Regions from separate parts of the Homo sapiens genome. Here region 2 is linked to region 1. A link is a loop called in an ENCODE intact Hi-C map of the cell type or tissue named here. Cell type or tissue: mammary epithelial cell. All regions are shown on one strand. Links, peaks and the distances in the headings refer to the core of each region. The heading gives the core; the rest is flanking DNA.

Region 1 (11,020 bases), core at 2,624-7,623:
AAAAATTATCCCAAATCCGACCATTACTAATATATGTTAATATTTTTGTGTATTATTTTTGTGGTTTTTCTACATATGTAGCAAGCATTCATTTTTTCCACAGAAGTATCACAGTGTATTTACTATTTTATGTCCGGTTTTCCTACCACCTGTAAGATTTTAAGAATAACTTTCCATGGTTATGTATACACTCTTTAATGGTGGAACAGTATTCTATTTTATAGATGTACTTCAATTTGTTAAAGCAATCTCAGTTTGAGGGGCACTCTAGTGTAATGGCTATGAGCACAAGGTTTCATTTGGGTTCAAATGCCAGTTTCAACACCATTCTTAGACCTGGGTAAAAGGAATCCCTGCTTTGGATGGACCCATGCTCCAGTGTTTACTGATTTCCCTTGAGATATCAGTATGCCACTCTGGCCCTCCTCCTGCCCCATCTCTTCCCATGAGGTGAGAAGTCTGTAGGGTGAGGACACGAATTCTTTGTTTTTTTTTTCTGGAATCCTACTCTGTCGCCAGGCTGGAGTGCAGTGGCACAATCTCGGCTCACTGCCACCTCCGCCTCCCGGGTTCAAGTGATTTTCCTGTCTCAGCCTCCCAAGTAGCTGGGATTACAAGCGTGTGCCACCACACCCAGCTAATTTTTGGATTTTTAGTGGAGACAGGGTTTCACCATGTTGGCCAGGATGGTCTTCATCTCCTACCCTCGTGATCCACCCACCTCGGGCCTCCCAAAGTGTTGGGATTACAGGCAGGAGCCACCGTGCCCAGCCAGACATGCACCTTTTTTTAAGAACCCATGCCCTCTTCTAAATCACATTCCAGATACCTGGGACACAATAATTTCCTGCTTTTGCAGCCCTAAATCTGCATCTAGGGTTGGTCCTGGCTTTTCTCTGGGCTCCCTGAGGATGATGAGATTTCCGGTGTATGTACCCTCAGACCTAAGGGGAGGTGAGGAGGCCACTGTTTAGGTGGAGGGGTCTCAATGGAGCTTCAATGTGCTTGTTGGCATGTCCACACACATCTGCATGTGTCTTCTGACAGCGTGGGATGAAACTGGGGGTGGGAAAAGAAAGGGGCCAGTTGTTGGCCATGGGCTGGTTCTCTCCACACCCCCACATCCGGGTAGAGTGAGTCAAGGAGTCTGAGGACTCAACATTCAGTCCTGGCCTCTCAAGTCATTACAAAAGCATATTTATTCAGATGAGACAATGGAAAAAATATTATTTGACAGTTAATTAGCTTGATTTATGACTTTTTAAATTTTTTTTAGATTTTTTTTCGAGACAGAGTCTTGCTTTGTCACCCAGGCTGGAGTGCAGTGGCGCAATCTTGGCTCACTGCAAGCTCCGCCTCCCAGGTTCACACCATTCTCCTGCCTCAGCCTCCCGAGCAGCTGGGACTACAGGTGCCTGCCACCATGCCCAGCTAATTTTTTGTGTTTTTAGTAGAGACAGGGTTTCACCGTGTTGGCCAGGATGGTCTCAATCTCCTGACCTCGTGATCCACCCGCCTCGGCCTCCCAAAGTGCTGGGATTACAGGCGTCAGCCACCGCGCCCGGCCTGATTTATGACTTTTCAAATGGTCTGAAGACTTTTCATTTGTTCCCTTGTCTTGGCCCTGGCAAAAGTTATGCATGAGCCTGCATGGCTCCATGTGCAGGCTGTGTGTAACTTTGAGCAAGTTGCTTAACCTTTCTGCGCTTCAGTTTTGTTAGCTCTAAATTGGTCAAAATAACAGCATCAAACTCATAGGATTATTTTCGGTATGAAATAAGCTAATTTAAGTAAAGTGCTTAAAATAGTGCTTGGTACATGGGAAACACTAAATATTTGACATGATAATTATTTTGGCTGTTATTATTGCCATTATTATTATTATTATTATTTTATTTTTTTAAATATTAGATTGTTCCCAGTCTTTGCAAACCTGAACAATAATTCAGTGAACACCATTTTAAATGAATATCTGTACGCATTCATAATCATTTCTTTAGAAAAAAACATTTGTTAGGAAATTTTAGGGTCAAGGAGGGTGCACATTTTAAAGTCTTTCGATATGTTAATGAGCTGCTTCTAGAATTAAATTGGTTGAACGTATTATTCATTAGCTTTAATTCCCTGACCGTTGAGGGTTTGGGCACTAAATTATCCAGGTTGTTAGTGACATTTCAAACTTAAACTCTTAGTGGGAGAATGAAAGAAAAGCTGGATTAACCCGAACAAAAACTAATTAATAGCGGTCCGCTTAGTCCAGGAAATCAAAAAGCATATAATGAAGTCAAATGCAAATCTCAGAAGTTCTTCAGTTAACTGTTGACTGTGTTCAGTGTAGAAGAGATTCTTTAGATCTTTTCCTTTCCTTGGGAAAGGCTGTGGCTGCAAGATTTTATCCCACCTCCCCCTCCCAGTCCTAGCTTGCCTCATTCACCTTCCAGCACAAGGGTTTTCATCCAGCGCCTGGAGGAGTTCTGCCTTCACTTCACTCATCTTTCCCTTGAGAAATCAATACGCTCCTGTGACTTACTGTCAGCCTTTGGCAGCTGGAGATTCAGAGAGGTGGCTGCATACAGCAGGTGGAGTTTTGGGGCAGGTGTTATTTCCTTTTGGAAATGAGCTCTGGAAAGGTGACAGAAACCAATGGAGTTGGATATGGGGTTTAGTTACTCCAGAAACCCCAGGAGGACAATATATCTCATGTATTTTCATCTGACTTTTGGGATGTCTAATTTCCACCTGTACCAAGTCTGGGGAAGAGGGACGACATGAATAATGCATTGCTGTTGGCCCAGGCTCACTCTGTGGCCTTCTCCATTCTGCCCTGTGCCCACAAAACTGACCCGCATGGGTTACTTCAATGGGCTCCACTTCTCGCTGGCTCCCATTTGGGTTTGGCCAAAGGGAGGCACCCACTGGAGAGTGGAGAGAGGGAGGAAAGAGGCTGGGGTTCGTTCTTCCCTCCAGGTGGTGGGTTTGCAGTGGCTCCTTTTCTCTAAGGAAGGCAGGTCACATCTTCTGTCTTCACTCTCCTACAGCTTCAGCTTTCACCAGGTTCTGATGACCTTGCAGGCATAAGGGTGGTAGGTAGTGTGTTTCTGATTTTCCAGAAGGTTCCTCATCATTGCTAGCTCCTCTTAACTTTGTCCACGGCATTGTGAATAAACTCTCTCCTTTGGGGTGTGCTGATTATTGCCAGGGCTCTGTTTAAGACAAAAGCTCCATGGATTTGGCTAACTTCCAGAAGGGGTCATGCCTACGGCTGTCACAGCACAATCAAGGGGCAGTAGAATGTGGCAGTTAAGAGTCTGGGCCTTGGAATCCAAGTGGCTGAAGTCCTGGTTCTGTTACTTCAAAGTTTTGTGACCTTGTACATGTGATTTTGTCTCCCTAACCCTCAGTTTTCTCATCTCTAAAATGCAGTTAATAATAGTACCTATCTCCTTAGGTTGCTTTTTTTTTTTTTGAAACAGGGTCTTGCTCTGCCACCCAGGCTGGAGTGCAGTGGCACGATCACGGCTGTCTGGGTTGCTTTGATGAAGCAATGAAATGGTACCTTTGAGTACCTGGCATATAGGAAGAACCATTGGGGAAAGGTTTACCATTATTATTATATTACTATCTGTTTCATTTACGTATTGTTGCATAACCAACCACCTTAGAGCTCAGGGCCTGCGAGCCTGCCTGTGGGCCTGTTCTTTGGGCAGTATTTAGTGAGGCTGACTTGTCTCTGCTTCATATATTGTCTGGAATCTCCATGGAGGGGTCTGCCTTGGTGAGGAGTGGCTAGGCCAGCTGGGTGCCAGGTGGTCGTGTCCTCTCAATTGTTCCCTGGGTGGTCTCTCTAGCATGGCAGTTCCAGGGTGGTCAGACTTCATACATAGTGGTGTCCTGCCTCAAAGTGAGTGTTCCAAAGTCTGAGAAGAAACTCGAGGCTTCTTTTGATTAAGTGTCAGAAGTCAACATCCCTTTTACCACATTTTATCAGTCAAACAAATCAATAGGGCCAGCATAGTCTCCAGTATAGAGGTATGAGAACTCACTTCTCTCCATAAAGGTAGAAGAATCTGTAGCCATTTACATTATTCATTGAAGGGAGCAGTGTGGGTTGTTGTGTGCTACAAATTAAAAGGAAAATTTGGGGATTTTAAGCCTACTTTTAAACTTTATTTTTTTCTTTCCTACTTTTATTTTAGGCTCAAGGGTTATATGTGCAGGTTTGTTATATGGGTAAACTGTGTGTTACAGGGGTTTGGTGTACAGATAATCTTGTCACCCAGGTAATGAGCAGAGTATCTGATAGGAAGTTTTTCAATCCTCACCCTCCATTCTCAAGTAAGCCCTGATGCCTATTGTTTCCTTCTTTGTGTCCATGTGTATTTGATATTTAACTTCGTCTTATAAGAGAGAACAGGAAGTATTTGCCTTTCTGTGCCTACATTAATTCGCTTAGGATTATGGCCTCCAGCTCCATCTATGTTGCTGCAAAAGACATGATTTCATTCTTTATTATGGCTGCATAGTATTCCATGGTGTACATGTACCACATTTGCTTTATCCAGTGAACCATTGATGGTAAGCTTACTTTTGAACCCAATTCAAATTACTTTTATCAACAACAACAACAACAAAAAGATAATGGTGACTTATTGTCTCATGTAACTGAATAATACTCCTCTGAAGTGTTATTTGATCTAAGACTCATGGATTGACTAGGCTGCCTTTCTCTTCAACTCTCAGGCACACTCCATCCACATGACAGGCATGGTGGCCAGTGGAGAACCACAGTTCACATTCTCCAGCTGAAAGCCACCATCTTTCCTATAGAAAAGTCCTGGGAAAGTCTGAACAATTTGCTTTCAGTTAAGTGTCCACTAGTGTGATGGAGGTGTGAAGGGATTGTTGATCCCAGTCAAGTCACATGAAGTGGGTTGCCAGCAGAGAAGGTGGGCTCTGAGACCATCACAGGAAGGGAAATAAGGAAACTGTGATAAAGACAAAACCAGTGTGGCCACAGTCTACCATAAACATCTCACACTCTGCTATTCTACACTGAATTCTGATGCTAACCACCAGCTGGTGTTAGCACCAAGTCCACAAGTGAAGGACACACTCCCCAGTAAGACTATACTCACTTCCGATGCTAGCCACAAGCTTGAGGGTGTCCAGGCCACTCACACTTCTGACCAACTGGCTGAAAATTCAAGAGTGCATGACTCTTGAAAGGGGCTGGATAATTTGCTAGAATGACTCAGAGAATACAGGAAATAACTATACCTAGAGTTATAGTTTTATTACAAAGGATACAAAATCAGGACTAGCCAAAAGGAGAGACACATAAGGCTGAGGTCTGGGAAGGTCCCGAACACAAAGCTTCCGTGCCTCTCCCCACGGAATCGGAGTACATCACCCTCTTGACACATCAGTGTTTTTGGTCATCAGGAAGCTCCATTAGTTTTGGTGTCTAGATTTTTTATTGGGGTTACATTGCATAGCAATGATGGATTGAATCATGGACCACATGGTCAAACCTGGTCTTCATCAGCCACCCCTCCCAGTGGTTAGGCTGTCTCGAAGCCTCAAATGTCTAACTGTGTGATTAGTGTTTCTGGTTGACCAGCCCCCATCCTGAGTCACCTCATCTCTTACCATAAACTCAGGTATGGTCTGAGAGGCTCATGAGTAACAAAGACTCCTATTGCTCAGGAAATTCCAAAGATTTAGGGTTTCCCATTTAGAAACCAGAGACAAAGCCCAGCCAAATTCCTTCCTTTTTTTTTTTTTTTTTTTTTTTGAGATGTAGAGACAAGGTCTTGCTCTGTCATCCAGGCTGGAGTGCGATGGTACAATCATAGCTCATTGCAGCCTTGGACTCCTAGGCTCAAGCAATCCTCCTGCCCCAGCCTTCTGAGTACAGGCATGCACCACAATGCCTGGGAAATTTTTTTTTTTTTTTTTGTAGAGACAGAATCTCATTATGTTGCTCAGGCTGGTCTTTAACTTCTGGCCTGAAGCAATCCTCCTAACTTGGCCTCCCAAAGCACTGGGATTACAGGCACAAGCCACCACAGAGCCAGCCTCTCACACTCTTTACTATGCCACACAGGCATTGCTTCATGTGAAATATAAAATTCCCTTAATAAAGCATCATCACACCCACTTAGAAATGAAGACATTGTGGGTATTCTGAGATAATACAAGAATTGAGCCCTTGTTTTCTTGAACCCATGTTTTTATTTAATTTTCTTTTCTTACTATACCCCAATACTTACCTCTAATGAGAAAGCTACTTTGTTGCAAATAACTGCCTCAGTCACCTCCATCTCTAACTGGCAAGTCCCAATTATTCTACACTAAAGGAATTATCAATTTTAGTGAGGGAATTCCACTCCTTTTGTCTTGTGGAAGATTCTAGGAGTTAAAAGTTCTGAGTTGCAGTCCCAGGTCTGCACATTAGGTCAGTTGGATGCATCCCCTTACCTCTGGACTCAGTTTCTTCATCTGAAAAACAGCTAGCCTAGACTGACTGCCACAGAGGATCTTGTGAGCTCTGAAAGTTTCAGAACTCACTGCCGCTCAGCTTTGCAATGTGGAAATATCACTTGCCATTGGGATGGCCTGGGAAAATTAAGAATACTTTCCAACAGAGGAAATCTACACCCAGAAATTCCCTCTTTTATTTGTCCATTCACAAATATATTTTCAATACCTGTATGTGCCAGGCACCACATGAGATGCTGGAGATGTAGCAAAAGAAAGGCATATTTAGAGCCTATCTTTATGAATTTAAAGAATAATGAAATCAGACATTAATCCAATCATTCAAACATGATAGAGGAAGTAGGGTGTATGGGGCATAAGATAGGGAGAACTAGGCTGGGCGCGGAGGCTTACGCCTATAATCCCAGCACTTTGGGAGGCCGAGGAGGCAGATCACGAGGTCAGGAGATCGGGACCATCCTGGCTAACATGGTGAAACCCCGTCTCTACTAAAAATACAAAAAAGTAGCCGGGCATGTTGGCACGTGCCTGTGGTCCCAGCTACTTGGGAGGCTGAGGCAGGAGAATCGCTTGAACCCAGGAGACGGAGGTTGCAGTGAGCCGAGATCATGCCACTGCACTCCAGCCTGGGATATGTAGCAAGACTCCATCTAAAAAAAAAAAAAAAAAAAAAAAAAAAAAAAAAGATAGGGAGAACTAACTTAATCCAAAATCAGGGAGGGCTTCCTGGAATAAGTGGCATTCAAGCTAAACGATATTGAAAAAGAAGGGTAGAGCAAGTGTCCAAGGGTGTTGCCGGCAGAGAAAAGAATCCCCATGAACACCACAGCTTGAAACATCCAAACTATCCTATAATAGAGGGAATAAATGTCCAGCCTAATTTAAGCCTTGAAGTTTTTGATTGAATGAGCAACTGGATGGCTGTATATCATTCCTTCTATTAAAATGTAAGCATTTTAGGGACAAGGCCGATGGATGCTTCTAAATCCTGGTACCTAATGTTGGGTACACTCCAGTTTCTCAATAAATTCTCTTTAACAAATAGTTATTGGTAGCTACGGACGCTGGTAGCAGGGGCTTACAAACTAAAACTCACACTTATTAAGTGCTTCCTATGTGCCAAGCACTGTTCTAACTGTTACTAGGATAAATTAGTTAATTCTGATAATCAACGTTTGTAAAAACATCCTCATTTTGCAGATGAGAAAACAAGGGCACAGAGAAGCTAAATAACTTTTCCATCCCAAAGTTTGTACAGGTATTAAGTGGTAAAGCCAGGTTTCAAATGCCAGCAATCTGCTCTCAGCTACTGTATCATGCCTGTGTTGGAAAAGGAAGAAACGCAGGATCTTACCCTTCAACTCAAACCACTTAAAACGGGATAAAAGTAATATTTGTGAAAAGAATGTCACATCATCTGACTTTTTGATTCTAAAGTTCAGTTAGACCAGATATATTAAGTCAGATATTAAATTTTTTTAAATGTTTCTGTGCAACAGATATTGTGGAAAGGAAATAGTGTGCATAATCTCATTTGATTTTCAAATAAACTCTAGATACAGGGGCTATGACTATAATTCCCATTGGAACTGAGATTCAGAGAGGCTAAGTAACTTGCCTCAACTTGCCCAGCCAGAAGGAACAAGGTGTACCCAGTTGATGTGAATGCAGGCCCTGTCCACTCCACTATTCAACTCTAAAGCCAGTTTATCCACAACCCGAGACAGAACACCAAGGTACTGTGGCTCAGCGTTTCATATATTTTAAGGCTTTATGTCCACTGGAGATCTGTGGCCGAGTCCAGACATAGCCTGGAGCCAAGAAGGTGTCTGCCTCAGTTGATAAGTTCCTTCCAGCCCTCGTATAGACAGCCAAATGCCTCACACCCTCCCCTGGCTCCTGGAGGAATGACTTTCACACTAAAGGGAGGTGGAGACGGTTCTTATCTTGACACTTCAAAGAAAGCCTTCCCCCTTGACATCTTCCTGCCCTAAATGGTGCTGATGTGGAAACCTGGTGATGAAGGGTTTGCCTCTTTCCTTTGATCCTTGGGCAAGCTGGGCCATTCCTGCTCTTCCAGGCCTCAGGAATGCTGGCCCCACTCGCTCAGCTTCTTGCTTCCTATAATATTTACAGCTTTAGATGGCTCCTTCACTTTTTCAGTTTTATCCAAAGTCAATTGCCAGGGGGGTAAGAACCAAAAAGAAAAGAACTCTGCATCTGGCGGCAGAGTATAAACAGTTTAATCAGCTGGATGGTTCTGAGGTTGTCAGATGCTTTTACTACTCATGATCTAACTCTGGGCCTAAACTTTCGTCCCTAATTTTGGTGTCATGGACCCCCATCATAATCTGTTGATAGCTATAGACACTCTCTCTGTTTTTAAATTGTGCACAAACAGTGAAATCTGTGAATGCAATTTCAAAGAGCTCACAAGCCCTCTGAAGCCAATCCCTGGATTTCTCAGAGGGTTTGTGGATTCAGATTAATAATGCTTCCAAGCACAACTACTGCCACTCAGAACAGGACAATAGTTACACATGCTGTTCTGGAGTTAGACAGACCTGAGTTGGAATCCTTGCTATCACTGTTTCTTCGTACCTTAGTCAAATTACTCAACCTTTATGGCCCTCAATTTCTCCTCTGTACAATGAAGATGGCTCTAGCCCACGTCTCATACAGTTGCCGTGAGAATTACATGAGTTAATGGATGTAATATGTTTAGCATATGTATTAGTGGTAGTAATAGCTCTGTTGGTGAGTACCATTTTTGCACATGATTTCCTGCTTCTTCAGATGCTGTCCCAGTAAAGAGACCTTCAGGAGAAGAGCTACTTTATGAACACAGGCCCCAGTTTTTTCATCTGACAAACGGGTTTGTCGTAACACCTGTCCTGCCAATGCACAGACTTAATCAGAAAGCACAACCAAGCTAAAAGAAAGGAGAGTGCTCTGTTAATTACAGATGCCATAAATGTGTGGCTCTGAGATCATTATCATTCTGTTTGATGGGAAGTTTTGTGGGTCTTGAGTTGGGGGTCTTCCAGATACTTGATATTTCAGGGAGATGGGACCAAGAGGGCTAGCTTCTTGGTGAATTACTAACCCTAAATTTCTTTCATGATGCTAATTAATATTTTACAAATTCATCAACTCAAACTCATAAAAAGTTATTCTCTGTTGATCTCCTGGAGGGAGGAGATAAGATGGATATAAAGGAATTCATTCAAAGTGCAAAAGAAAGGGGAGAGAGATATTGAGTCAATATGTTTATCTGAGCCCGTGAACCCAACTCAGCCCAGCTAAGCATTTTGACAGAAGGTTACAAAGCAAAAATGCTGGTGAAGAAAGAAGAGTGATCCATAAAGGAGGAAATTCTGATCCCTGGAATTAACCCAGCATCTCTCCATTCCTCCTTTTGCATGACAGGCACTCTTGTAGAGCCTGGAGAAATCAGTCTGAACGAGGCTCTGGCTTGGCTCTAAGGAGCGCTGAGATGAATAAGAATAATAGCAGCAATCATAGCAGACATCATGCTGTGCTCTTTCTAGTCGCCAATCACTTGCCAATATGTGCAGAACACCTACTATGTATCAGGTAATGAAATCAAGCTCCTTCTCTTTCCTTGGCTTCCTGGAAGCTGATGGAGTCCTTTTATCTTTGCCATGAATGCAGGAGACAAGTTAAAGATGATACCAGACAAAGAGTCATAGAAAAGCCAGCCAGGTGAGGAGGAGAGAGGGAGCTGTCAGCTGACAAAATTTAGAGAGCCCTTGTTCATCCAGTTCAGCAAAGACACAGTTTCACCATCCACATCATTAGCAGACAGCTGCATGGGGTTGCAGGTTAATTTATGGCCCGGAGATTGCTGCCTGTGGCATAATTCACCCAAGGAAGTAAGGCCTAGGTCAATATATGTTTAAGTAAAAAGGTTCTGGAAAGCCCCAAGGGGTCAAGCTGAGAAAGCAGCCTCCTATAGCCAAGACAGGAGATGCTAGGAGAAGCAAGAGTGGAACAGACAGTAGGAAGGGAAGGAAGGCGGTGAGAACCATCTAGACTCAGTAAATACAACTATTTTAGTCCAACTGCAGCCCTGTAGCAGGGTAAGAACAGGAGAGGCCAATGGAAGGAACTCATAGTTCATCTGCCTGTTTTCTTTCATTTAATCTATTTAACGCACTTAATGGAGTCAATGTTGTTTGAACATGTATGGATTTAGCATACTTAATATGTTTATTTATTGTATCAAGGGAACAAATGACAAGATCACATATATATATATATATATATATATATCTTCATCCACCCATCTCTTTCTCTATCTCTCTGTCATATCTGTTATATCTATCTATCCATACATCCATACCTCTCTCTGTTTTTCTCTTTCTATCATATTCATGTCATCATTATCTATTTACCTATCCATCTCTCTCTCTATCCATCCTCTCTCTCTTTCCATCATATCCATGTCATCATTATCTATCTATCCACTGTCTATCTATCTATCTGTCTAGAAAAA
Region 2 (11,020 bases), core at 2,612-7,611, 220 kb before region 1:
TTAGGCTTTACATTAAGTCTTTAATCCATTTTGAGCTCATTTTTGTGTATGAGCTAAGAGTCCAATTTCTTTCTTCTGCATATGGATATCCAGTTTCCCAACACCATTTATTGAAGATACTATTCTTTCTCCATTGCGTATTCTTGGTGTCCTTGTTGAAAATTTGCTGCAAATGCATGGGTTTATTTCTGAGCTCTATGTTCTGTTCTATTGGTCTATGTGTCTGTTTTTATGTCAGTGCCATACTGTTTTGATTACTATAGCTTTGTATTATATTTAAAGTCAAGTAATGTGACGCTTTCAGCTTTTTTTTTTTCTTCTCACAATTGCTTTGTTTATATTCAGAGTCTTTTGTGGTTCCATATGAATTTTAGGGTTGTTTTTCTATTTCTGTAAAAAATGTCTTTGGAATTTTGGTAGAGGTTGCATTGAGTCTGTTAATTGCTTTGGTTAATAAGGACATTTTAACAATATTAATTCTTCCAATCTATGAACATAGGGTATCTTCCCATTTTTATGTGTCTACTTTAATTTTTGTCATCAATGTTTTATAGTTTTCAGTGTAAGAATAATTTTCTTTAACTCCATCTTTTACTAATTATTGTGATCATGGGTCCATTTTTCCACTTAACTCCCTTTAGGAAAGTTCCATTAAAAGTATCTTACACTAGGCATGATGGCTTATGCCTGTAATCCCAGCAATTTGGCAGGCTGAGGTGGATGGATCACCTGAGGTCAGGAGTTTGAGACCAGCCTTGCCAACATGGTGAAACCCTGTCTCTACTAAAAATACAAAAATTAGCCAGGTGTGGTGGCGGGCGCCTGTAATCCCAGCTACTTGGGAGGCTGAGGCAGGAGAATCACTTGAACCTGGGAGGTGGAGGTTGCAGTGAGCCGAGATTGAACCACTGGACTCCAGCATGGGTGACAGAGTAAGACTCTGTCTCAAAAAAAAAATTATCTTACACTCTTTCTTATTTTACGGTGAATCAGAATGTGACAGGGCTGGTGGCAGAGGGATTGGTGTCATTTGGAGACCCATATTGTAATCTTAGTAAGAACATAGTTTACAATATGTCACTGGGTTCTTACATTACCTGCACTCTATTAGCCATGACTATTGTGGTTGCAAGCGGCAGAAACCCAAATAAAGAAAAAAAAAAACACAAAGTAATTTATTGGCTCATCTAATTATGATGTTGAAAGATGGACCTGTTTTCAGGACTATAGAGACTCTGAGAGAAAGTTGCTCTCTCTCCCTGTCCTGCTATCTCTCTCCCTGGCTCTTTCTTTCCATCTTTAGCACTATTTCTCATTCCATGTTGGTATCATTTTCCTCTATAACAAATATTCTTTTCCCTTTTGACTTTTGTGTAGTGGCCATTCAGGAATTTACATTATATGGAAGGACAGAAATAGTTATTTGGTCTCTTGTGTGGACCCTGAGAAGTCAGTGAGTTTTACAGAATTTCTTTGGGGGAATGAAATGAATCAATATTCCTTGCACCTGAAGCCTAACCATCTCACAGGACTGTGCTCCCCCTGGGGAAGAACATAAGGGTGTCACAGTCTAAAGATATCATCATCCCTTGGCCGGGCACAGTAACTGACACCTGTAATCCCAGCACTTTGGGAGGCCGAGGTGGGCAGATCATGACATCAAGAGATCGAGACCATCCTGGCCAACATGGTGAAACCCTGTCTCTACTAAAAATACAAAAATTAGCCGGGCGTGGTGGCACGTGCCTGTAGTCCCAGCTACTTGGGAGGCTGAGGCAGGAGAATCACTTGAACCCAGGAGGCGGAGGTTGCTGTGAGCCGAGATCATACCACTGCACTCCAGCCTAGGGACAGAGTGAGACTTCATCTCAAAAAAAAAAAAAAAAAAGAAAAAAAAAGATATCACCATCCCTCAACAGCATACCCGGAAGTCCTTTTTATCATGCCTCTCATATCTTATCAAATGGACTAATCTTTTTTCTTTATGAAAATGCAACTTAGCAGGTTAATCCACCAGTTTACTTACCTTAAGGATGCCCCATGTGGATCTCTCAGCCAGCTTTTATGATCACAACCTCCTTCACTAAATGTTGAGTGATTTTCATTTCCCGTGGTGCTCACATAGGTCACTACTTTAGTCAAGGCTCTTTGGGGTTTGAGGAATATATTTCTACTCACACAGGTTCAAGCTAAAGGAATTTTCATTGTAAGATTATCCTCAATAAGACAGAATAATGTTAATAATAATAATTATTATTAATAGGGTTATTAATAATAGGATAAATCCCAGAGGCCAAAGGCAGGAAGAGGAAGGACACCTCGAGAAAGCTGGAATTGAGAATTACGGAGTAAAGGGCACCATTTCTGCCCCTATCTGGGGCCCTGTGGCCTTTCTCATTTTTTCTCCCTTGTGGAGTCTGCTGTATCCTCCTTTTCTCACCTAGTCTGTCATTCCTCATAGTGGCAATGGCCATGGTCTCATTACTCCCCACATCCTGACCTGGTGCTACTGGTGACCCTCACCAACCGGCAGCTTGGTTTCCCAATTCTAAATTCTGAGAACAGAATTTATGGTCTGAGTCATGTCTCAGTGGACAGTGCCCTGTATGACACATCCGTGACTGGCCAGTAGGCAGATGATCTCCTATAGGTCAGGTTTCCTCCCCTGGACCAGCCTGGGGCCAGGAACACAGTGGGGGCTGTGGGCAGTGATTCATCCAGGAATTCTGGAAGCTAGTTAACCCCTGTTTTACTCCACATGATTAGGGTAAGACACTGGCTAGTGTGACCCACGTTTTTTGTTAAATAGGGAGGACACACATCTCACGTTCAACTGGCTACAGCCTGGGTGCTCATTTAATTCAATAAATGTGTACCAAGGGCTAATTCTGTGCCAAGGACCCTGTCCAGCACTAAGACTAGTCCAAGGTAAATTCTTTCTTCATTCTAAAACCTCTGAATTCATCTGTAGAACATACCACAGAGGTTTATCATCATTTCTTACAGCAAACACAGTACTGAGGAGAACAATATCTTCTGAGACTCCTGCAATGATGAGGTCTATGCAGCAATCTGACCCTGCACTGCAGTAATGGCGGGGAGGCACACATGCTGGATGTCAGGTCTGTCCCGTATTTGTATATTGTCATTTGATGGGTCATTTAAAACTCTAAGCTATTAAAATAAATGGTATTCTTATCATGATATGAATTCTATTCTTAGCTCATCGTAGTGTACATGTATTTAAACAGGACTTTCTGATGGAATTTTGGCTAAGGTTGGAAAGCAACCAGTCTAAATATTCCCACCTTCCAAAGGAAGGTGCTAAAGCTTCTGCTACCTGGATGGCACTTCCAAAACTGCACTCCAGCCTGGGTGACAGAGCTAGAACCTGTCTCAAAAAAAAAAAAAAAAAAAAAAAAAAAAGAAGGAAATCAGCACAAAGCTGATCTTTCCAGGCCACAGGAAGATTTGCTTTCTCTATAGCTCCCTTCCTTACATACACAGGTGCACACTCACACTCACACCCAAACCCACCAGTAGTGTGGTTCTGTGAAGGGTGGCCCAGACCTGGGGGCTGTGCAGGGAACAAGGACTCAAACTGAAGGCAGCTGCTGATTGCCTCTTGTAAGTGGAAACTGGATTTCCAACACTTTGCCCAAGACAGTACCTGAAGGCTCCAGGCTGACTCTCCCGCGTGGTCACTTGGCCCACATCTGTGCCATGGAGAGCCCATTCTAGCAGTTCCCTGACCGCTGGAAATGCAGGCCTCTATCCAAAGTGACTGTGCATTCTAGCTGCATCTCAGCTTGTCACAATCCCTCCTGATGATGAGACTTCAAGGAAACCACTTGATGAACTTACCTATTGGTTCTTAATTCCTTGAGGCATCAGCTGAAATTGAGACAGAGTCCCATCTCAGCATCCTGGTACCCTAAATCATGTTTTCCAATTGCAAAGAGCCCTTCGAGTACTAAGGAGAAATACCTGAATGTACATTAAAATCGAAGCATGTTGATGATTATATGATCAATAGCAGATGCAATTCATTGAATGTCTCCTATTTGACTAGGGTACAGACAATGTATTGGCCATTATTCATGCAATCCTATTCATTATCATCACAGCTATAAGAAATAGAAGTTATTAAGTCAACATCATAAATATAGAGCTAAGACTCAGAGAGAATAAGAAAGTTGCCAAAGATCACACAGGACGTAAATGTTATAGGTGGAATTTGAACATGTGCTCTCATCGTGAGGCCCTGGTCAGAGCAGGCCTGGAGCTATAAGAAATAGAAGTTATTAAGTCAACGTCATAAGTATGGAGCTAAGACTCAGAGAGAATAAGAAACTTGCCAAAGATCACACAGGACGTAAATGTTATAGGTAGAATTTGAACATGTGCTCTCATCACGAGGCCCATGCTTAGAGCAGGCCTGGAGCTTCTGGGTCTTTATAGGGGAATGTCTAAGTCTCACTTTCCTGGTGATTTATCCCTGTGAAGATTTTTTATCAGAAGTGAAGTTGTCTTTTTTTTTTTTTTTAAGAAAAAGAAGTAAGATTTCATTGCAGAATGGGTTCAATATATGTCTATGTTTACTTCTATGTCCACATTCGTACCCACCCTATGTCCATACCCAAACTTATACCTATTTTTATATCTTAACTTGCCTTACATCAGGGTTTCTCAGCTTTGCTACTATTGACACTTAGGGCTGGATAATTCTTTGTTGCTAGGGGCTATCCTAGGCGTTACGGGATATTTAGCAGCATCTCTGGCCTCTACCCACTAGATGCCAACAGCACCATCCATCAGTTGTGGCAACTCACTAGACATTGTCAAATGCCCACTAGAGGGCAAAATTACCATCTCCTGCCCCAACTGAGCACCACTGTCCAAGAGTAGCAACATGACAAAGTGGACCCTTGGTTTGGCTAAAGCTCTAAGATCACAGATTTCAAAGGATCTCCAAATATCAAAACAGAGTACTAAATCACTTAGGCAAGATTTTCAAAGGAAGTCACTGAAAACCAGATAGTTGTCCTGATGGCCTTCACTCAAGAGGCAACTCAAGGAAGGCCCCTGCAAAGTGATGTTGCAGAGCAAGCCTCCTTCACCCCCACTTAGAGCCCAAGACATGACTTCTTTCCCGATTTCTTCTTTCCATTTATTCTTGGCCTGTTCAGGAAGGAGATGGCAGCATCCATGGTTCTCTCATTTATCTTCTTAGTCATTTTGTTTATTACTCTACAAGCCACCCTGTTCCTATCTAATCAGGGGTCTGCTTCCTGTTTTTGTTCACTGCCATTCGCCCTGCTGGGGCGATTTTTATCATCAAACAGTATGAAAATAGAATGTTAGGAATTGGCACCCTTCTCCTGTTGAGAGGCCATGAGGCTGGCCAGCGCTTGGGCAGAAGATACGGAAACAGCACAAGACCCAGGCATGCATTGTCTGCAGGACAAACACCCAAGCATGCCTCTAGTTCCCTTCACATGGACTCCTCTCAAAAAATAAAAATAATGATGCAATTTGTTTAAACCTGAAGACATGTATTTACAAGCCCTTCATGGCCATTCTTCCTCGAGAGTGGAGGGAATTTTCATAGTTTGATGAATGGGTTCCGTCTGCCATCTGAAATGTACGCAAAGGTGGGCATTCCCATTCAAGGGTGGCTCTCCACTTCCGTTTTGGTTCAATGCCTGTAGTCCGGAAGGAGCCTTGGTTCTCAGTAATGCAGGAGAATGGAGGTGTGTGGGTGAGGACTCGTTGACTCCAGATCTCTGGAAGAGCAGGAAAACTTAATGACGTGGATGTCTTAAAAGACTTTTTCTATAGGCCCAACAGTTTTGCTATCACATGACCTTAGATGACTCATCAGATGCCTGATGGAAGAAAGGGGAGTAGTGCTCAAAATCTGTTCCATTAGTCTCCCTCTGTGACTTCTAATTCAAAGTGTTGAGTCAGTGCTTATGTGTCAAGCACCTATTGAGTGCCTGGCATAAGAAGAGCTGCTTCAGGGGAAGAGCAAGAAACAAGTCCAAGAAGGAAAAAGCATAGTTTCTATGTAGTGAATAGTTTCTTATTTTTCAAGACTCAGCCAATTTTCCATTTCTTGTACAGTTTCATTGATAAACACTGCTTGTCCATTTCTTCCTATAAAATGACTCCAAGTTCAAATATCCCGGTGATATAATTTATTACATGTCATTAGGATGCTGACCTATCGCTGTACATGTATGGCTTACATGCCTTCACTTGCCATCCCAGACCGATCGTAAACATGGTTAATTAATCAACACGTTCTTTTCCCTATTTATTGCTGTGGCCTTAGAATCCTTCCAGACAGCATCCTAAAGTAAAAAAATGCTACCTCCTTGTCCCCATTAGAAGCTTCATTCCAGCAAACACTATTATCAGCTAAGCAAAGAGCCAACTAGCTGAATTAATTCACGCTGGCCTACAAATAGCTCTTAACCTTTTCCGTTCTTTAGTATTGCCAGATAAAATACAGAACTCCCAGTTACATTTCAATGTCAGGTGAACAATAAAGAAAAGAAAATTATTAGCTGTTCCTCTGAATTTCAAATTTAACTGGGAGTCCTATGTTTTTACTTTTGAAATCTGGCATTGCTACCTAACATCCACTTTCGAAAACAGTGTTGTGAGGCTTTAAACTATGTAAATCTGTGATGTTGCCATTTTAGGCCTGGGCGACAAAGAGGTGAGACTTTTACTAGTAGATGTTGGGAGGAGAAATAATTTAGGGCCTGCTGGAATAGGAAAAGAGAGCCTTTCTTTGTCCTGAAATTGCAACCCATCTTCCTACTCTGCCTATAGACAAGCAGCAGGTATGGAGACACATCAGGATTCAATAGCTTTTGCATGAATAACCCCTTCAACATTGCTTTGGGAATGGGAGCTGGAAAGACAACCTGTCTCTAGCCAAGTTTTTCTGTCACCAGTTCTATCTTTGAGGATGTGGATTCCGCCCCGCCTGGAGAGAGCTCAGTGGCAAGGATCAGGTGGGAAGAAGAGGTGCATGACTGGAGGGGATCTTAAAATATCTGCGCACAATTTAAGGTGCTGAAAGCCAAGATGAAAACACCCCTCTGCATTTGAATGGGCTGTGTCCACATTGCCTTCTCAGACAGAGCTGGTAAAGACCAGCTTTACCTGTTATGTGCAGGTGTAGCCTTCCTGCTTGCCCAGCAGATGAATGTTCAGATGAATGCACCATGCCCTGCAAGGTGTACCATCCCCTGATTTTAAAGTATGCGGAGGAGGGCAGGTGGGCATGGCATTTGATAGAAGTTCTCCATCTCTGCCAGTAGTTCCCAAACTATGCTGCACATTAGAGTCACACGGAGAGGTCTTCTCAATCTTAATACTCAAGTTGCTCCTCAGACCAATCCAATCAGAATGCCTGGGGCTGGAGACCAGGAGTCCACATGACTTGAAGATCTCCTGGTGATTCCAATATGCAGTCAAGTTTGGGAGCTACTGGTCTATGTTTAACACGTTTTTTCTGCTCCAGTGAACACATCCTCAGCTAGACATCCAGGGATATGACCGCAAGGGAGAAGTCGCCCTTCCTTGTCCGGCCAGGGGGAGGAAGATCGAGGAGGGAGGGGGTCCCCTCAGGATAGAGTCGCATTGTTTTGTATCAGTTTCTGGCTTTCTAGCTTGGCCACGCTGGCAGAACAAAGAAGGCTTCATGCAGACAAAAGCGCACTGTTTCACCTAATGAGGAACAGTTGAGAGGTCTGGAGACAGCACCCCATCAGTGCGGGACAGAGGGCGGCAGAAGAGAGGGTTGTCAGGCCGGCCTAATGAAGACCAGTTGAGAGGTGCCGGCCAGACACCAGACTCGCCTTTCTTTGTGAGCCCCCAACACCCTCCCCCTGCCACCTTTCTGTCTCAAGAGGCTTGGCCTTGCTTCCAGAAACAGAGAGAGACATGCTTAGATTCATCTGTCACAGTGATGGATCCTGACCCCGTGACCTCTTGAGCCATGCCCTCCGGCCTCTGGATTTGACCTTTCCAAAGAGGCCCCAGTCTTCGACCAGAAGGTCCCTATTGACTACCTGCTAGTGGCCACCTGCTGAAGCAGCCCCTGAGAAATTAAAGCCGGCAAATGGTTCACCAGGGACTCTTTGAGGCTTTGCAGGAGTGCTGTGTCCGGGGCCCATGAACCAATCTCTCTAATTATCTGCTGCAGGATGCCTTTTGACTTGCAGCTTCAATGAACTGCAGGGCTTTTAAAAAGCAGCACTGTGAGATCAAGAAAGAAGAAGAGAGTTGTTAGAAGGGCCTTTGGGGTTCCCTCCTTGCTTTAAGAACTCCCTGGGAAGTAGAGAACATGTGCAACTGGGTGAGCTGGGAGGATTTTGCTCTCCAAGGACTCTAGCTTTCAGAAACACAGCCAGCTTCAACTAAAGACCCTACTTTTGGGCCTTTCCTGGAATGTAGCTCTACTAGCAGAACTGTATTTACCCAGAACCTGAGCCCCTACCTAGGTCAATGTAGACGTTATCCATACAACATTGCCATTTTGTTTTTGTTTTTGTTTTTGTTTTTTGAGATAGGGTCTTGCTCAGGCTGGAGTGCAGTCACATGATCTCAGCTCATTGCAACCTCCACCTCCTGGGTTCAAGTGATTCTCCCACCTCAGCCTCCCAGGTAGCTGGGACTACAGGTGCGCACCATCACACCTGGCTAATTTTCTTTTTTTTCTCTTTCTTTTTTCTTTTGTATTTTTGGTAGAGAGGTTTCACCGTGTTGGCCAGGCTGGTCTCGAACTCCTGATCTCAAGTGATCTCCCCGCCTTGGCCTTCCAAAGTGCTGGGATTACAGGCATGAGCCACTGCACCTGGCCAACATTGCCATTTTGTGGCATAAAAATTGTCCATATTGACAATTTCATATAGTTTCAGCTAATAACTGAATTTGAGTAAACTGTGTCTTCCCCAAATAAAGAAAAGTGATGGTATATCAGTTATCTATTGCTATATAACACATTCCCCCAAACTTAGAGGCTTCACACAGCAAACATTTATCATCTCAGTTTCTAAGGGTCAGAAATTCAGGAGTAGCTTAGCTGGGTGGATCTGGCTCAGTGTCTAGGTTGCAGTCAAGATGTCACCCAGGGCTGCAGTCATCTGAAGGCTCAACTGGGGCTGGAGAATCTGCTTCCAAGATGGCACCCTCACATGGCTGCTGGAAGAAGTCCTCAGTTCCTCACTGAATGGGCCTCTCTCAGAGTGGCTTGAGCATTTTCATAACATGGCCACTGGCTGCTTCCCTCAGAATAAATGATGCAAGAGAGAAAGCAAGGAGGAGCTGCATTGCCTTTTACGACCTAGCCTTGGAAGTGACAATCTGACATTTCCACAATAACCTATTGGTTTTGCAGGTCATCCCTATTTAGCATAAGAGAGGAGTATAAAAGTGTGTGAGTACAAAAAGGCAAGACTCACCTTGGAGGCTGGCTACCCAGGAGGGACCTTGTTTACCACCCTCCTCTGTAACATAACAACTTACTGATTCTGTGGCTACTTCCTTTCCACACTTTGTGATACATTTTGGTATTATCTGAAGGGTGAGTCTCTTTGCCACCTCCCTCCTCCTCCCTCCACCATATTAAACAGGAATCTGGCTGGCCAGGAGGTCTGAAAACTTGCAGCTTGGGAAGTAGCAGGAACAGAGAGCACTGGAAAGCACAAATGTCCTTTGCTGTTCAGCCTCCATGATTTTGGTGCCCACATCCTCATTTAAGGGAATTTCAAGCCTATGACAAGAGGAGCATTGGTACAGCATTCATTTTGTAACTGATTTATTCCATATAGATCTCCCAAGAAACTCTAGCTTATACATTTTCTCATCAGTAATTATGGATAATTCACCCACCATGCACATAACAAGACAGTGAATAGCTGCTACTATTTACTCATTGTTTACTGTGTGCTGGACCCTTGACTAAGGGCTTTGCTTGTCTTACCTCATTTCATTCTCATAAGCCTTGGAATGTAGGCATTATTATTTTCTTAGTTTATAGTGAATGAGATTCAGAAAGGTTGAAACTTTTCCACTCTCACATGGCTACTAGGTTAGGATTTGAAAGCAAATGTGTAAAATTGGAGTCTGAGTTTATAACCATGATAATGAACAAGTTTGAATATAGGAGAGGGAGAGGTAGAAATAGACATCCAATGTGTTGGTTCATTTTGGGTTGCTATAAAGGAATACCTGAGACTGGGTAATTTATGAAGAAAAGAGGTTCATTTTGTTCATGGTTCCACAGGCTGTACAAACATGGTGCTAGCAACTGCTTGGCTTCTGGTGAGGACTGGTGAGGAGCTTTTATCCATGGCAGTAGGTGAAGGGGGAGCAAGTGTGTCACATGGCAAGAGAGAGGGTGCAAGAGAGAGACGGAGGGGTGCCACACTCTTTTAAACAACCAGTTCTCACATAAGCTAATAGAGGGAAAACTTACTCATTACTACAAGGAGGGCAACAAGCCATTCATGAGGGTTCCACCCCCGTGACCCAAACACTTCCCACTAGGCCCACGCTGGTAATCAAATTTCAACATGAGATTTGAAGGAGACACATATTCAAACCATATCATCCCCTAACATCCACTCCACACTCATGGCCCAGTGATTTTAGGATTGGTTTCTGCTGTGGCATTGCAGGTTGGGTTCTTTGGAAGCTAATTCTGAGATGGAAATTATCATGTGGGATATTTTTTAGGGAGCGCTCTTGGGATTGACATTTTCAGAAGAGAGGGAAGAAACCAGGGTCAGGTGGAGATAGAGGCTGAGCTTCTGTGTAGTCCCAGGGATGCCCTCAGTCAACCCTATGGGGTGTTAGGGAGCTGAGATGGCCCTTCAAAGATGTCCCAAGTTGGAGTGAGAAGTCTGGTCTCGTACCCTTGTGTTGACCAGTCACTGACTGCCCTCCTTGGAAATCTCCAAAGAGAGGGGATGTCTGTGGATCACCCATCAGCAGAACT

Evidence for each region. A loop is a pair of places that touch in the nucleus more often than their neighbours do. Peaks named below come from ENCODE experiments on the same cell type or tissue, not always from the same donor. Only the 100,000 strongest peaks of a DNase experiment are listed, where the experiment ranks them.
Region 2: it touches region 1 in a loop (3-fold over the local background); 3 of 110 quality-filtered maps call a loop at or near these places.

The regions. Positions count from the first base shown.
Region 1 is chr12:115,150,585-115,161,604 of GRCh38, forward strand. All of the region lies in intron 1 of LOC124903081 (a long non-coding RNA gene), which reads left to right. Among named protein-coding and RNA genes, the nearest start is that of TBX3, 470 kb to the left of the region's middle. RefSeq lists an enhancer at 8,278-8,779. In mammary epithelial cell, for the core only: no CTCF peak of the experiment used is centred there; a DNase peak (open chromatin) is centred at 5,507; H3K27ac peaks cover 2,711 bases.
Region 2 is chr12:114,930,993-114,942,012 of GRCh38, forward strand. It overlaps LOC124903079 (a long non-coding RNA gene), which reads right to left and starts at 2,590. Exons shown (of 2, transcript XR_007063586.1): 1 at 2,027-2,590. In mammary epithelial cell, for the core only: a CTCF peak has its summit at 4,847 (motif pointing right); DNase peaks (open chromatin) are centred at 2,669 and 5,929; H3K27ac peaks cover 451 bases.